2 separate regions of the Homo sapiens genome follow, and region 1 is linked to region 2. A link is a loop called in an ENCODE intact Hi-C map of the cell type or tissue named here. Cell type or tissue: mammary epithelial cell. All regions are shown on one strand. Each heading gives the region's core, and the rest is flanking DNA. Links, peaks and the distances in the headings are about the cores only.

Region 1 (8,337 bases), core at 140-8,139, 110 kb after region 2:
AGTGTCTGGATGCTCTCCCCTTCCTTACTTCAAACCTCAGCTTGGATATCACTTCTTCTGGGAAGGCTTCTTTGACCATGCTAAGATGGGGCGGGGGTCAGGGCTGCCACATTGCACAGCTGCAGGGGACATCATTCAGCAAAGTCTCAGGATACAAAATCAATGTGCAAAAGTCATAAGCATTCTTATACACCAATAACAGACAAACAGAGAGCCAAATCATGAGTGAACTCCCATTCACAATTGCTTCAAAGAGAATAAAATACCTAAGAATCCAACTTATAAGGGATATGAAGGACCTCTTCAAGGAGAACTACAAACCACTGCTCAGCGAAATAAAAAAGGACACAAACAAATGGAAGAACATTCCATGGAAGGGCATTGTGTTTCAAGTGAATCCTGACCCCTCTGGTGTTAGGCCATGGAGCAGCCCTCTCACAGTGCTACCTCTGCCTTGGTAGCACTCTGGGTTTACCTCTTCCAGGGACTTCACTGCTGGATTGTAATTGCCTGTTTCCTTGTCTACCTCTCTCAAGGGCAGGGACTATATCATAGAACACTGAAGTTTACGCAGATGGTGTGCTCAGTAAAAGCTACTAAAGGATTGAAAGTGTTGTTGAGTTGGGTGGCCCTGGGTCCAGCATTTCCTGAGGGGTGGCCCCGATCAGCCGGTTGCTGTGGTCTTGTTTTGGAAGAGGGCGCTACTAAACCCATATAGAGGGCTTCCTATTTCTTGTTGCTTATGAATATCACCTACTGCCTGGCCCCGGGGCCTTGTGTACTTTCTCAGAGAATGGGACCACGTTGGGAGCTAGAATGGGAGAAAGAGGGGCTGAATAAATCCAGGCATCCCAGCCCTCTTACAACCCCTTCTCTTTAATGAGAGAGACTTGTAAGTCCTAAGTCCAATTTTTAGTGACAGACGATTCTCTAATCAAGAAGGTCTGACTTAATATTTATTTATTTAATGAGCATATAAATATATACGGAAGTATCAAAAAATCATTGAAATCAAAAAAGTTGGTTCTGCTTTGTGGAAAACAAATCCTTCTGCTGTAGTATATTTTTCCATTAAAAAAAAAAGTTGATTTTCAGAGTCCTGCCAACAACATTCTAAATGTAAGTGCTAGATTTGCAAATAGGCTTATATTCATATTTAGAGAATATGCATATTCAGAGACTTATTATTCAGGAAATATTTGGTTATCTTCAGACTAAGTAAAACTTATGGCTAAAAATAAGAGGGGTAACATATAAATAGTGGGGAAAGTTAGGGAGCATGAACAGCAGCCATGGCAAGAATAGAATTGAGAGGAAGAGGTACAGAGAACTGCGTGTTATTTTTCTGTTTTGGTTTTTGTCTTCACCACTACCTAAAATTCCATTCCATTCCATTCTATTCAATGTAACAAACATTAGCTGGGTGCCTGGCACGCAGAAGATCTGAAAATGCAATTTTTGCCCCCATGTTCTTAGAGCTGGATGGGCAAGATACAATGGAATAAGGTTGCCTCTCTGACATCCTCTCCTCCACCATGATGTAGCCACTCTGTAGTTATGGGGTTGGACTTCAGTTCCATGGGTAGCACTGACTGGTGTAAACCTGTCAAGGTAGCCCTACTCCCTGCCAGCAATTGGTTCAGATACCCAGGCTCAAGCCTGGCATGGCACTCCTTAGGCAACAGTGGCTGGTTCAGGAATGGTGTGTGACTCTGTTTAGGCCAAGGAGATAAAAGGGAGTTTTCTGAGGATTCCAGAGAAAGTTTCCTGGCTACAAAAATAGAGAATAGACAGTAGAGTATTCTTCTTATAGTCCCTTTTGGGCAGGGATAGGAGGCCCTGAACCATTGCATCCTCTTGCTGTTTGTCTCAGGATAAACATCGTAAACACAAATCAGTAGAGTCAATAAAATCACAGAGAAATAGATCAAGAACTCTGATCCAACTTTGCTTGAACCTGCACTACTCCTTAACTCTTAGTTCCATGAGTCAGTAGATCTTTTTTCTCGTTAAGGCGGTTTGAATTGGCTTTTCTCATTCTAACTGATGCAAGTGATAAGCGCACTGGTACCTGCAATGCTTGTCAGGAGATGGATGACACATAATAGAAAGATTACCCAGGAAAACAAAGCAAGGTCTAGCGGGGATGAGATCCCGTACCTAGGAGTAATAGAATGCAAATAATAAAAATATTGTTATTTGAAAGTTAAACTGGGCCCACAAATATGAATTAATATCTAACAAAACAAATAGCAAACATTAAATAAGAGAAACCTAAGTTGGAAATGAATCATAGAATTTGAGAGTTAGACAAGATCTCAAAGCTTAGATAGGAAAACCCCTAGATTTCCTGTACAGAAATAGGTTCTGAGAGGTTAAGTAACTTGTTGAAAATCACACAGCTAAGTCAAGCGAGGCTGAGGACCCGGCTTTCTTGAATTCCAAATGGGGTTCTTTCTGCTGCATTACATAGTTTCCTCTCTGAAGATATAAAATGAAATAGGAAAATGGTATTTCTAAATGTCAGCATAGGAAGAAGAGTGAGGAAAATACTGCATTTTTATTTAACGGGGATTTGGGAGGCTCATAATAGAAATTTTGGATGTTTTGTTTTTAAATAAGACTGTGGCCTTTACTAAAAGGTTGAGCATATGCTACAGCATGGAACCACCTGGGGTAGCACTGTTGCTAAGCGCCCCACCAAAAGCAAGGCAGGGCTGGTTCAACCCATGCTCACCCCAAACTTGTGACCTGACTCCAGCTGTTCATTAGCTGGCTGTTGCTAAATTTAGACTCTGTACATTCTTTACAAGATCAAAAGTCAATCCATAAGGAGTCAGACCAATAGCGTATTCCACCTGCTGTCCACCCCAACACTGGCACTGTTTTTCTCACTTTCTTCTTCTACGTATTAAGTGAGGTAGGAAATTCCAACTGAACCACAGTGCTAAAACAGCAGTAAAACAGATCTCCAAGAACTGGATTCTGTCTCAGGTGTTCTATTTTAATTGCTCTAAGATCTTTAAACACATTGTTTTATCTCTGAGCCTCCATTTCCTTGTGTATTAAATAACAAATGCCCTGCCTCCCTTCAGGGTTGCTGTGAAGATCAAAAGAACTAATGATTGTGAAAGCAGTAGGCGAATTCTACAGCCCTGTGATCTAACTTCAGGCCCCTCAGTTTAAAGACAAGGGAGCCCCAAGCTACTGACGAGTTTCCTTAGGCCGCCCAGTCTCCTAGTGACAGGTAGAACTACCCCTTCCTAAGAATGAAGTGACAACCTCCAGGACAGAGATTCATAATTACATTCAAAACAGCCACAAGATTTGCTAGATCTATTCAATAGCTGCCTTACGAAGCTATATGTGAATGTGGGACTCTATTCCCTCTTTTTTAGTGATGCTCCAGATGTAATAAAACATTATACACAATGTCAAGAGAGATTGCTGCGAACAATCTAGCCCAATGATGTCCATTTCAAAAACAGTTTCCAGTGCTATTTTGCTTTCTGGCTAGTGAAAAAAGAATTCTCAAAGAACAAAAGGGAATTTTAACAAAGGAAATGGAATTATTCCTTGTGAACATGCATTCATATTACAGCCATTCAATAAATTGTCCTGTTCTTTAGAGCTTTTATAAATTCTCTTTTACCCTGAATTTGAGAGCCCTGCAACTTGAATACTTGAGGGATTGATTCACACTTACAGTCTCCAGGGTTAACAGTTTAAACAAGTGACACCTCTGCTTCACTAAAAAGGACTCTGAGATCTCACGGTCTATCATATTAGCATTCTTTCTACACTTTATGTATTTGTCTGTTTGTGGCTTTCCATAGAGGGAATTGAAGCAGCTTATACAAATATAGGCTCTGCTTAAGAATAAAATAAACTGAAATGAGTTTGAGGAAAGAAAAAAAATATGGCTAAGAAAATATAGGCTGGGTACAGTGGATCACGCCTGTAATCCCAGCTATTTGGGAGGCTGAAGCGGGAGAATTACTTGAGGCCAGGAGTTTGAGACCAGCCTGGACAACATAGTGAGACCTTGTCTCTAGAACAAACAAAAAATTAAAATTAGCTGGGCAGGGTAGCGTGTGCATGTAGTCCCAGCTACTCAAGAGACTGAAATGGGAGGATGGCTTGAGCCCACGAGGCCACGGCTGCAGTGAGCTATAGTCACCCACTGCACTGCAGCCTGGGAGACAGAGTGAGACCCTGTCTCAAAAAATAAGTAAAAAAGAAAATATGATGGTTTGCTAGATAGATATATGTATATGCATATTTGAATATGTGTGTGTGTGTGTGTATACATATACATACATACCCAATAGCCCAATTCACTTGCAAGCAGTAGAGGATTAAAAAAGACTAAGCCTCCTCACAGCCAGTGCAAAGACAAGTCATTGCTACCTGGTGATTGGCGTTTGGCTTATAGTCAGCAGCCTACGCTGGGCTAGAGAGAAGGGGTGGAAAGCAAGCTTGGCTTATAGCCAGTGCTGTGTATGCAGCCATATAGTGAATGCCTTCATTTGCACCCTGAACTCTGAATAGTCACTTTTAAAACATCCATCTGTCATCCATCTAGTGAGGTCAGGAGAGTGGCTGCTTAACTTCTGGGGTGAGTAATTCATCTACAGATTCACCTACCCCAAGCAAAGTGGGTAATATTTAAATTCAAAGCCTGCATTTGTTCTACAGAAACCACTTGCAGAGTCCGCTGCCTTGGTAATGTATTGCCCTAGGCAACTGCTTGTTCTGACTCTGTTCTTTTCCCAGCTGGAGTCATTGTTTGGACTTATTTGTATGAGTTAATGCTTCTTGGGTACCCAGAAACCTATTCCCAGAGCTCACTCATTAGTCAAGTTGGTTTTTTTCACTAATCAATTATGTTCTCTTTAAACTAGCTAATCTGAAGTAAAGCAAGTTAACTAATTTGGAGAAGGGTGTTTAAATCATTGTAATATAATGTTTTCATGAAAAGTGCTTCTGTGAATGAGAGTCAGGTTGTGTATGTGGATGATCCAAGAGGTCCTGGAATTTGAAGACTGGGTCCTTAGCTTGTGTTCCCACCTAGACATTTTCTTTCTTTCTTTCTTTTTCTTTTCCTTTTTTTTTTTTGAAACAAGGTCTTGCTCTGTCACTCAGCCTGGAGTGCTGTGGCGAGATCTCTGCTTACTGCAGCATATACCTCCCAAGCTCAAGCTATCCTACTACCTCAGAGTCCTGAGTAGCTGGGACTACAGGTGTGCACCACCACGCCAGGCTAATTTTTTTAATTTTTTGTAGAGATAGGGTCCCACTATGTTGCCCAGGCTGGTCTTGAACTCCTGGGCAAAAGCAGTTCTCCTGCCTCAGCCTCCCAAAGTGCCGGGAATACAGGTGTGAGCCAACATACCCAGCCCTCACCTAGACTTTCTTCCCTCTTCACGTGTTCTTCTTTGACAGCTGTGTCACAGAAACCGCTTCTACCCTTGTTGAAAGAAGAAACTGTGAAATGCCAGGACAATAGGTGTGCAGGGGGTGGTGAACTTGACATACATGAAATAGTTAAAGAATGGGCAGGACCGGTCGGGCAGCTTGACTCGGCAGTGTGTATAATCATTACTTTGTGATCATTTTTATAGTCGCCATCTGCTTACTAATAATGTTTTTAAAACAGGACCTTAATTCAACCTCTAGAGATTGCTTGTGTTAAATTATTTGGTCTATCTCACAACTGGTGAGAACTTTTCAAAGAAAATTTTTTAATTCATTTACACAGACTTGAATGTTTAAATTAGAGGAACATATCATCACTTTTATTTTAGTCACAGTTTCCTTCTCTTGTTTTGATGTGCTGTTTGACTTTTTGCCTTGCCAACCCAGATTCAACTGTCTTCAAAATATCTTCAGCTATCATTTAAAAAATCAGCTTTCTTTTCTTTAGATAATTCTGCAACATGAAGAATTAAAACAATATTGTCTAGCTGTGCTGTTGACTCTTGCGCAATCTTCAGGAAGCTAAATCATTTTCATGTGGCTGCTTAGGTTTTAGAGCAAGGTTCCCATAAGCATGTGCTCTTTTTTGGAGAATGAATGATGATAACTCTGTCTGTTTTTCTTTCCTATTCTTCGTGATATAGAAAATATAAGCTGTACAGAGGATATAAATTACTAAGAGTCTATATGCCTTTAAAAATGCATCTCCTAGTCAAAAGGTTTGTATAATTTTTGTTGAACAGTACAGTTTAGGAAAAGAAACTATAAATCTATAAAACTGATATCTATCAAAATATTTTCTATGAGTTCTAATTTTTTCTTGTCCATCTGTTGCCACAAACTTACAAATGAGAAATAGCAATTATTATGAAAGCACAAAAACCAAAGAGTGCTTCCTTCCAGTTTTGGAATAGGTTATATTATTTTGTATGTCTTCATCTAAGGATGTAAAATATCATTGGAAACCTCAATGACTCTATGAGGTAGATAATTTTGTATTGTTTTACAGATAAAGATAATGACATATTAAGAGGTTAATTAAGTCCTGGGATCATATTGTCACACCCAAAGGTGGATTTTAAAGTTCAAATTCAAGGATCAGAAGTACAATTGGCCACCAAACCACTTCAATAGGAATTTCCAGATTCTGACACCAAGGCTACATTTGACCTGAGGATCTGAAGTTTGACTGGCCAAAATTTTTCTCCATCTCTCCTGTCTTCCCTCCATTTAATCAAATACACTGTAGAATGAAAAATAGGTTTTGTAGCTGTCTTGCTCTCCCAAAGCTTTCATCTGTAAAACAGAGATTATAATACTAATGCTTATCTCACAGAGTCATTTTGAGGAGGAAATAATAACATGTAAAGACTTTATTATACGCCCAGTAACTTAGTAAGTACTGGACAGTCAGCCCTCCATATCCCCAAGTCTGCATCCAAGGACTCAACCAACCTCGAGTAGAAAATATTCAAAAAAATACAGATAAAAAATACAAATAAAAAACAGTGCAATATAACCCTATTTACATTGTATTAGGTATTATAAGATTACTTATAATTTAGAGATGATTTAAAGTATACGGGAAGATGTACATAGGTTACATGCAAACACTATGCCATTTTATAAAAGAAACTTTAGCATCTTGGATTTTGGTATCCATGAGGGGGTCCTGGAACCAATCCCCATGGATGCTAAGAGATCACTAGAAATGTTAACTACTATTATCATAATGATCAGCAAATAAAAGAATGAAATGAAGGGCGTCAAAACCTCTTACTTGCAGAAGGTTAAAAGAATGCTTGCTAGCTGGTGGGTGTGGGGATGAATGCTTATAGTACCAGCTACTCAGGAGGCTAAGGTAGGAGGATTGCTTGAGCCCAGAAACTTGAGGCCAGCCTGGGCAACATAGTGAGAAAGTGTCTACTTTTTTTTCCAAAAGACTGGAAGGAAGAGAAGACTCTTCTGTAGACATACAAACCTTGCAGCAGAAATTCTATCGATACTATTATTTTTATCTACCTACCTATTACCTAGCTAATATCTGTATATCAATTATCTGTTATTATCTATTTTCTACCTGTTATTATTATTGTTTATTACCCTATTATCCAAGAATAAAGTTTTTATCCTGTAATTGTCCCATTTACCCATGGCCAATTGACAAGGACCAAAGACTTTATCACAGAGATAACAGAAGAAACACTGAAGTGGTAGCCAGCAACCACTTATGAAATTGCCAATATTTGATGTCATTTTAACTAAATAAGCAGCAATTTCATATGATTCAGCCTAATAGACCTTGAATCCAGATACATCCAGGCAAAGGATTCAAAACCAAATCAAACAGTCTATTTTCTACTGTTTCTTCTCACTTATTTCCAAAATGTGAAACAACCATATAGTAAAAAACAATAGAATAGGAAATAGTGATTCACCAGAGCTGTTGGAAGTTTAGAAAGTATTGATATAATTAATTCAATACAATTTCAGTTGGTTGCTTTTCCATTTTCAAAAGCCATTTTAGATGTAGGAAATGACATTTTCTAAATATAAAATATAAGTAAATATCACATTATTTTTTAAAAAAAATTATAGCTATTTCTAGCATGAAAGCCCATTCTCTCTCTCTCTCTCTCTCTCTCTCTCTCTCTCTCTCTCTCTCTCTCTGTTGTTAAGACAGGGTCTCACTCTGTCACCCAGGCTGGAGTGCAGTGGCCCGATCATAGCCCACTGCAGCCTTAATCACCTGGGCTCAAGAGATCCTCCCACCTCAGAGTTGCAGGTAGCTGGGACCACAAGCCTGTGCCACCACATCTGGCTATTTTTTCTTTTTTAATTTGTTGTAGAGACAGGATC
Region 2 (8,337 bases), core at 208-8,207:
GCTTTTTTAGTGCATTTTTAAGACCATGCATTTAATCTTGAATTATGTGTTAAAAATGTGAGATGAGGATAAAAGTAATTCCAAATAAGAAACACATAATAACAGCAATGCAACTAGCATTGAGGCCTACTGTATGCCAAACGCTGTGCCAAAGCCACTACCATTATTACCTCATTTGATACAACAACCCTATGAGGTCAGTTCTATCACTTTGGTCCCTACATTGCAGATGAAGAGACCGAGGCACAGAGGCGAAGTAACTTGTCCATGTCCCAGAGCTGTAAATTAATGCTCAGTAATGAGCAGAATAGCGTCCTGGTCCATGTAAGCACTTAATGCACTTGTACTCGGCTTTGGAAAGAATGGAGAGACTGCAGTGTATACAAACATCCCAGGAAAACCTCATTCATTTGGACCATTTCCGTCTAGATTTTATTATAATTTGAAAGGAGCCTAGGGTCGTGTTCTCTCTTTTTTTTTTTTTTTTTTTCTGCTTGCGGGGAAAAGCTAAGCAAATAGTACAAACAAAGTAAAAATATTTTTGTGGGGCGTTTTAGAATTTAGACGAGATAGGGTGCATTCAGGATAGTATGACCGTAGACACATTTTAGTATTTATAAAGCATTTTCCTACCCAGGAGTTAACTTTATCTTCACAATACCCCTGAGAAGTAGTTAGAACTGGTCATCTTAGTCCCAGTCTACAGGTGAACTCTGAGAATCTTTCTAAAGAAGAATTTCTAACTAGTAAAGAGAACAAATGATCTTTAGGGACTCGAAAGTAAACTACCCACAATAGCTGAGATGTGAAAACAATAAATGAATGGATAAACTAAATCTAGTATGTACATACAATGAAATATTATTCAGCCTTAAAAAGGAATGAAATTCTGGTAAGTGCTACAATATGATGAATGTTGAAGACATGATGCCAAGTAAAATAAGTCAGACACAAAAGGACGGTATTGTATGATTCCACTTATATGGAACACCTAGACTAGACAAATTTATACATACAGAAGTAGAGTAGAGGTACCGGGGGCTGGAGGGAGAGAGGAGTGGGGAGTTCTCGTTTGATTAGAATTCAATGAACAATTTAATTGGTGATGAATTGAAGGGATGCTGAACAAGCTCTAGGAATGGGTAGTGATGGTTGCACAACGTTGTGAATGTACTTAATGCCTCTGAATTGTGCACTTAAAAATGGTTAAAAGGTGGCTCACGCCTGTAGTCCCAGGATTTTGGGAGGCTGACATGGGTGGATCGCTTGAGCCCAGGAGTTTGAGACCAGCCTGAGCAGCATAGTGAAACCCCATCTCTCCAAAAAATAAAAAAAATTAGCTGGGTGTCGGGGCACATGCCTGTAGTCCCAGCTTCGTGGGAGGCTGAGGTGGGAGGATTGATTGAGCCCTAGAGGGTGAGGCTGCGATGAACGGTGATCACACCACTGCACTCTAGCTTCAGTAACAGAGGAAATTCTGTCTCCAAAAAAAAAAAAGTTAAAATGGTAAATTATGTGTTATGCATATTTTACTACAATGAAAAATTTTAAGAAAAAAAAGGTAACCCACATAGCAATCCCCATGCTTATCCAAGTCTTTCTTTAAAAGCAGACTCCTGGGTACTTATTAAAGCAGAAGCAGTCTTAACCCAGGCCTGCACTTGAAAGCAAGAAAACATCATGCCTTTAAAAAATAGCTCACGAGCGTGTGTTTTCACTAAACACAGGAGGCTGGTATTCCCCTCAGGTATTCCAAGTGAGCAAGATATGGCTGGTAGAGGGGAGAATTGGGAGGTGAGTCACCGGTTTGGCAGGTGACGTCACCATGAGGTGACCGTCTGCGTGGTGTGCCTTCCAACTCCCACGTCTCCCATTTTCTCCACTCAGGGGCGGCCAGGTCACCAGCTGGCTCAGCTGGAAGTCTATCTGTTCTGGTGTGATGTTTAGTGAGAAACATTCCTCTTTATGACTCAGTGACTCAATATCCCAACAGATGGGTTCAGGAAGGCTCCAGCAGCTAAAGCCAACTCCGAGGTCGAAACCTGGATAGCCAAGGAGGAGATGAAAGACATAAACCCTTGGGAAGGGAGAGGAGAGAGCTCGTTTTCTGTTTGTTGGAATGCTAAATATCTAAGAAGTAATGGGATGATTTAGGATAATAATTATTATCCTAAGACAACTTAGGAGACTGGCACACGGAAGAGGATAGTAAATATTTATTGAATGAAATATTCATTGATTATTATTTCAGAGGTATTCAGCTGCAAGAACAATCCCAAACTATGAGTGAAAAACACAGATTCTCGGGCGGGCACAGTGCCTCACGCCTGTAATCCCAGCACTTTGGGAGGCCAAAGTGGGTGGGTCACTTGAGGTCAAGAGTTCGAGACCAGCCTGGCCAACATGGTGAAACCCTGTCTCTGCTAAAAATACAAAATTAGCCAGGTGTGGTGGCACAGGCCTGTAATCCCAGATACTCAGGAGGCTGAAGCAGGAGAATCGCTTGAACCCAGGAGGCAGAGGTTGCAGTGAGCCGAGATTGTGCCACTATACTCCAGCGTGGGTGACAAAAGGGAAACTCCATCTCAAAAAAAAAAAAAAGAAAAAGAAAAATGTATATTCTTACTTATGTCTCACCAACTCTAGTTTTCTCAAAGGGGCACCAGAAATGGAGCTTGATATATTTTCATGGAATTGACACAGGTTTGATACGGACAACTATGATACTGACACAAAGAATCATGATGTTTATGCAGGTAATGAGATCATTAACAAGTAGTAATGTGAAGGGATTGTCTTGGACATGTTTGTACACTCATCCAGCAATTGTTAGCAGAGGTACCATATCTATATAAGATGAAAGGAAATGAGAAAGAGAAAGTATTTGCTTTATTTGTTTTTCCTTTTTTCTCTTTAGGCTCTATACTGTTGAGTCAATCTGGGATGGTTTAAGGTACATGAGCCTCGGTATCAGGCAAGCCTCAAATTAGTCAGTGAGGACTCTTAGTTGCAAGACAGAAACTGGATTCAAATTAGCTACAGGGGGAAAAAAAAGATCCAGCTGATGGCTTCAGGCATAGCTGTTTCCAGGTGCCCAAATGCTAGTGTTAGAGATTTGTTGTTTTTTTAATCTTTCAGCTCTGCCTGCCTATAAGATGACAAGGAATTGTCCCAGTAGCTCTAGTCTTACCTTTTGTGAGCTTAACAACCTCATTAGAAAGAGATCTTTCTTCTCAACAAAAATATCAGGATTAACCCTGGCCAGCCTGGCTTGAGTCACATATTCCTCCCTAGACCTGGAGATGGTGTTAAAGCCATAAGATGATGTTTCCAGAATAAAAAGGAATGGTTGCTGGGCAGGCAAAAACAATGGGTGTCACTCCCTCTGTGCAAATGTATGCCTGTGGGAGAGAGGGTTTATAGTTTATGTGGCACTTTCCTGATTTGTCACTACCTAGTGAGTCAGTCTGATGTGGTGGAATACGAGCGCTCTGGACTCAACAGGCCTGAGTCAAAATGTCGGCTCTTCATTAGCTGTGTGGCCTTGGGCAACTTACTTAAAAGTAACCGTGCGGGTAACTAGCATGTTTTGAGCGCTCGGCATGTGCTAGGTGTTACATATATTAATCTCGTTACTCCACAGCTCTGCAAAAGAGTTATTTTCTCCTTCTTATAGATGAGGAAGCTGAAGATCAGACAGATTAAGTGACCTCCTCAAGGTCACTAAGCTAGCTAGGGACACTCCAACCCAGGGTGCTCTGACTCAAGGCAGCCTCTCTGACCTTCCCTCTCCATGCCTGAAAAATGGACATGACATGGAGAAGAAGAAAGTGGCAGAAGAGGAGGAAAAGGAAAAATACTGAAACAGTGAAACGCCCACAACATATTAGCTATGCAATCAATCTAGTTCCCTTCATCCGTTCTTCCACTCACTTCTTTTCTTACTTTCCTCCATCTTTTTCTTTCTTTGGGCACTTCAAAAGGTCCTAGCTTTCTCCTTCCTTCCTTCCCTTCCTTCCTTCTTTCTTTCCTTCCTTCCTTTTTTTCCTTCTCTTTCTTCCCCCCACCTGCCCTTTTTTTTTGGACAGGGACTCACTCCGTCATCCAGGCTGTAGTGCAGTGGCGCGATCTCAGCTCACTGCAACCTCCACTTCCCATGTTCAAGCGATTCTCCTGCCTCAGCCTCCCGAACAGCTGGGATTACAGGCGCCCTCCACCGTGACTGGCTAATTTTTGTATTTTTAGTAGAGACAGGGTTTCACCATGTTGGCCAGGCTGGTCTTGAACTCCTGACCTCAAATGATATGCCCGCCTCAGCCTCCCAAAGTGGTGGGATTACAGGCTTGAGCCACTGCACCCGGCCCATTTTTTCCCCCTCTTTTTGAAGTCCTTACCTGGTCCAAGGTGGTATTTCTGAATCATAACAGGATAAACACTGGGGCTCTAGTCATTTTTAAAGCACTCACCCTCATAAGCATGACTGCCACCCCTAGAGGAACCCCCGGCCATGGCCCCTACATCAGCACTCCGGCTTGACCAAGATCATGTTCTAGCTCACTGGGAAGGGGGAAACCAAGGTACTTGGGATTCCTCCCACTCCAATTCATGCCTCTGTACCCATCAGTCTCTGCGTGAAGTTTTCCTAATCTGTTTAACTCATGTGCCAGCTCTGACTGAGGTGGGGCAGTGGCAGGGGCACCCTTTTCTCTCCACACTGTTTTGGCTTCAGCCCTCACCTGACCTTTGTTTCACCCCCTCCTGCCTACTTGGGGAGCCTGCCCAAGCCCTGATGAAAGGCGAGGGAAGTGAGCGCCAGGCTGAGCCATGGGGTTTGGAGATAAGCACCTTCCATTTTGGACATGTCGGAACTAGAAATCAAGAGGAACTGGCACTCCAAAGGGAGAGTCAGGCTTCTTCCAGATGCTGGGCTGGTGGTGGTGGGGGTCCCCTCGGCAGACGCAAGGGTAGGACTTCACAACATAGTCTTGCTGGGTGAGGAACTTGCCGAGGGTGAGCAAACAGAGAACCTCTAACTCCTTAATGATTTTTATAGAATGTTCTGGCCTTGGGAACAGGAAGTCCTCCTAAGTGACAGAGCCACCACTTCACCCACACCTTGTACAATGTGTGAGCGTGTGCAGGTCATTCTCCACATGGCCACATGCCCTGTTTGGTGTGGGAGCCGCACCCCATGCCCAGGCCCCTCAGGCCGCTCCACATGGGTTCCCCCACCCAGGTGGGCACTGCAGTTGGGCTCAGGGTCTTCCCTCTTGGGGTAGCATCCCTGGTAGCAGAAACTGCCTCCTCTTCACCCCATCCTCAACGTAGGGCACAACATTCAGAAAGTCCGAGTCCAGGAAGGCTTTTGTGAGATAAAGGGGGAGCTGTGGCCAGAGAGGAAAGGGGGCATGGTGATGAGTTCACACTTATTAAATACCATCAGCCCCGAGAAAGAGTATGAATAATCCCCATTCTAGAGATGGGAAAACTGAGACTAGAGTTAGTTAACAGGAAGATGCGGTGTCTACCAACAGAACAATTTCATTTTATGGACTTGAGTCCCTCCCAAGATGCCTGGCCCCTGAACATTCTGACTTCCTCACCCGGTTCTTCTTAAACTACAATGCGCCCACAAATTCCCTTGTTCAAAGGCAAATTCTGATTCAGCAGTTCTTGGGCGGGGCCCGAGATCCTGCCATCTGACAAGCTCCGGGGCTGCTAGTCTGAGACAACACTTTGAACAGCCAGCGAGGCTCCAGGTTGAGGCTGTCTTTCTGATGAACTTACGACAGCACGCGCTTCCACTCCTCACACAGGCAGCGGGGCTGGGTGGTCTAGAGTCGCGCTATCCTAATTGAGATGTGCTGTGAGTGTGAAATACACACCAGATTTTGAAGATGTTGTAAGAACAAAAGAACATAACATATCTCATTAATAATTCTTTATATGAATTACATGTTGAAATAATATTTGAGGTAAAATCAAATAGATTTTTTAAAAATCTATTTTAACCGTGTCTTTTTTCTTTTCTAATGTGGCTACTAGAAAATGTAAAATCATGCATGTGGCTTGTATTTTTTTTTTTTTTTGAGACAGGGTCTCACTGTCACCCAGGCTAGAGTGCAGTAGCATGGTCATTGCTCTCTGCAGCCTCAATATTCTGGAGTCAAAGGATCCTCCCTCCCATCTCAGTCTCCTGAGTCGCTGGGACTACAGGCACTCACCACCATGCTTGGCAAATTTTTTTATATTTTGTGGAGATGGGGTCTCCCTATGTTACCCACGCTGGTCTCCGACTCCTGAGCTCAAGTGATCCTCCTGTCTCAGTCTCCCCACGTGCTGGGATTACAGGCATGAGCCTCCAGGCATGAGCCTCCAGGCCTGGCCACATTATATTTTTAGTGAACAGCTCTGGTTTAGAGCAGTGGTTCTGAACCAGGCAGGGGTAATGCTGGCACTCCAGGGATATTTGGCAATGTCTGAAATGTTTTTGGCTTGGTTGCCATAAGTAGTGGGGTTGCTACTGGCATGTAATGGGTAGAGGCCAGAGATAGTGCTAAACATTCCATAGTGTCCAGGACACCCCCTTATCACCAAGAATGTATCCAGCCCCAAATGTCAGTAGTGCCAAGGTTGAGAAAGTCTCATCTAGAAACATCGCCACCATCTCTGAGATTATTTTATTGACTTCTTAATTTGTCCAATGCCTTCACCCCTCTACTAGAACACGAGCTGCATGAAATCAGGGACTTGCCTGCCTGTAGCTGCCAGAACAGTGCGTGGCACAAGGCAGCATTCTGTAGTACACATTAAATGTCCCTCTATCCACTTGAGCCCACCAAGTGGTTCGAATTCGCCCATGCAAACTGGCACAGGCCCACCAGCCAAGGGCCTCAGAACACAGTGAGACCACTCCACTCTGAAATCAAGCTAAGACAAGACAAAATCTAAATCCACAGGTCTTGACAGGTTGTCCTCACAACTGCACATTAATCAATCTCTCCACAGGCAGGCATTAACCCCAGGGAGCAGAGATAGGAATTGCCTCTGAAGGCTTGTTAGGCCTCTGTGCACAGCTTGGCCCAGCCCAGCCCTGGCAGGCCTTTCATCCCGGGCGGGGCCACCTACCAAGCTGCCACAGACCAAGCTTCGTTCGTTTCCAGTGATTTTATTCACCACCCAGTGGTGGTTTCAAAGGGCTGGCTCCAGCCCATCTGATCTGCTGCCTTTTCTGAGTTGCTGGGCCCTGTGTGGAGCCTAGAGCTGGGCTTTCTAAGGGAGAGTTGTCTCCTAGCCCTCTCCTTTCGCAAGCCGGTGGGTGGGGTTAGGGTGAGGCCAAAAGAATAACTTGGGTCCACCCAGGGTGTGGGAGGGAATGGAATCAGGGCAGATTAATTTCTCTTGTTGAGATAACTCTTTAATCGTCAATATAAAGTCTTGAAAGCCACTGTTCTAGGCCTTCTCCCTTTCCCTCTTGTCTCTCCCTGGGGTGCGGCCCTCTCCTGGTAGGAGTCCAGAGACCTGGGTTTGGCCCCAGAGCTGGGCTGTGTGACCTAGGGTAAGGGAAGAAAGCCCTTCTGAGCTTTTTAAATTTCTACTATTATTATTATTTTTGAGACAGAGTCTCGCTCTGCTGCCAAGCTAGACTGCACTGGCGCGAACTCGGCTGACTGCAACCTCCATCTCCCGGGTTCAAGCAATTCTCCTGCTTCAGCTTCCTGAGGAGCTGGAACTACAGGCGCGTGCCACCATGCCCAACTGATTTTTGTATTTTTAGTAGAGATGGAATTTCACCATCTTGGCCAGGATGGTCTCGATCTCTTGACCTCGTGATCCACCTGCCTCAGCCTTCCAAAGTGCTGGGATTACAGGCGTAAGCCACTGCACCCGGCCTCTGAGCTTTCTTTTAAATGGAGTAGGGGAGAGAGGAGTAGGAGTTATACTGATCTTTAAATCTTTTAGCATTTCAATCTTGCCTCTAGTCTTTAAAATAAAGCCCGAGCCCCTTAGCGTGACCCAACTTCTCTCCTGTCCACCTTCCTGCCTCCCAGTCGGCAGTCCAGCTCCTTGCCCCATATGGTGAATACATCCCACTTCAGCCGCAGTGGCCTATCTTCAGTTTTGTTAAAGTGCCTTGCTCTCTTTTACCTTCTAGTCTTTGGACTTGTCATTCTGCTCTTCCACGGAGTTTTCTAGGGTAATGCTTAAATCTATGTATGGTAGATCACATGACATCTGTTCACTGTGTGCCCTTGGGCAAGTTACTTAGCTTCTCTGTGCTTCAGTCCCCTCTTGCAGAAAAATGAGAATAACACTGGTCCTTAATTCATGGGGTTA

The links. A loop is a pair of places that touch in the nucleus more often than their neighbours do. Peaks named below come from ENCODE experiments on the same cell type or tissue, not always from the same donor. Only the 100,000 strongest peaks of a DNase experiment are listed, where the experiment ranks them.
Region 1: a loop joins it to region 2, with 2.9 times the contacts of the local background. A loop is called at or near these places in 5 of 110 quality-filtered maps.

The regions. Positions count from the first base shown.
Region 1 is chr3:4,902,657-4,910,993 of GRCh38, reverse strand. The region is part of intron 1 of BHLHE40-AS1 (BHLHE40 antisense RNA 1); the gene reads left to right. Among named protein-coding and RNA genes, the nearest start is that of BHLHE40, 73 kb to the left of the region's middle. RefSeq lists enhancers at 4,360-4,499, 4,137-4,842. In mammary epithelial cell, for the core only: no CTCF peak of the experiment used is centred there; DNase peaks (open chromatin) are centred at 4,623 and 5,533; H3K27ac peaks cover 1,194 bases.
Region 2 is chr3:5,017,009-5,025,345 of GRCh38, reverse strand. No RefSeq gene overlaps it. Among named protein-coding and RNA genes, the nearest start is that of BHLHE40-AS1, 41 kb to the right of the region's middle. RefSeq lists enhancers at 1,610-1,979, 1,427-2,626 and a cis regulatory region at 3,319-3,517. In mammary epithelial cell, for the core only: CTCF peaks have their summits at 3,294 and 7,186; DNase peaks (open chromatin) are centred at 1,855, 2,985, 3,405 and 7,195; H3K27ac peaks cover 6,252 bases.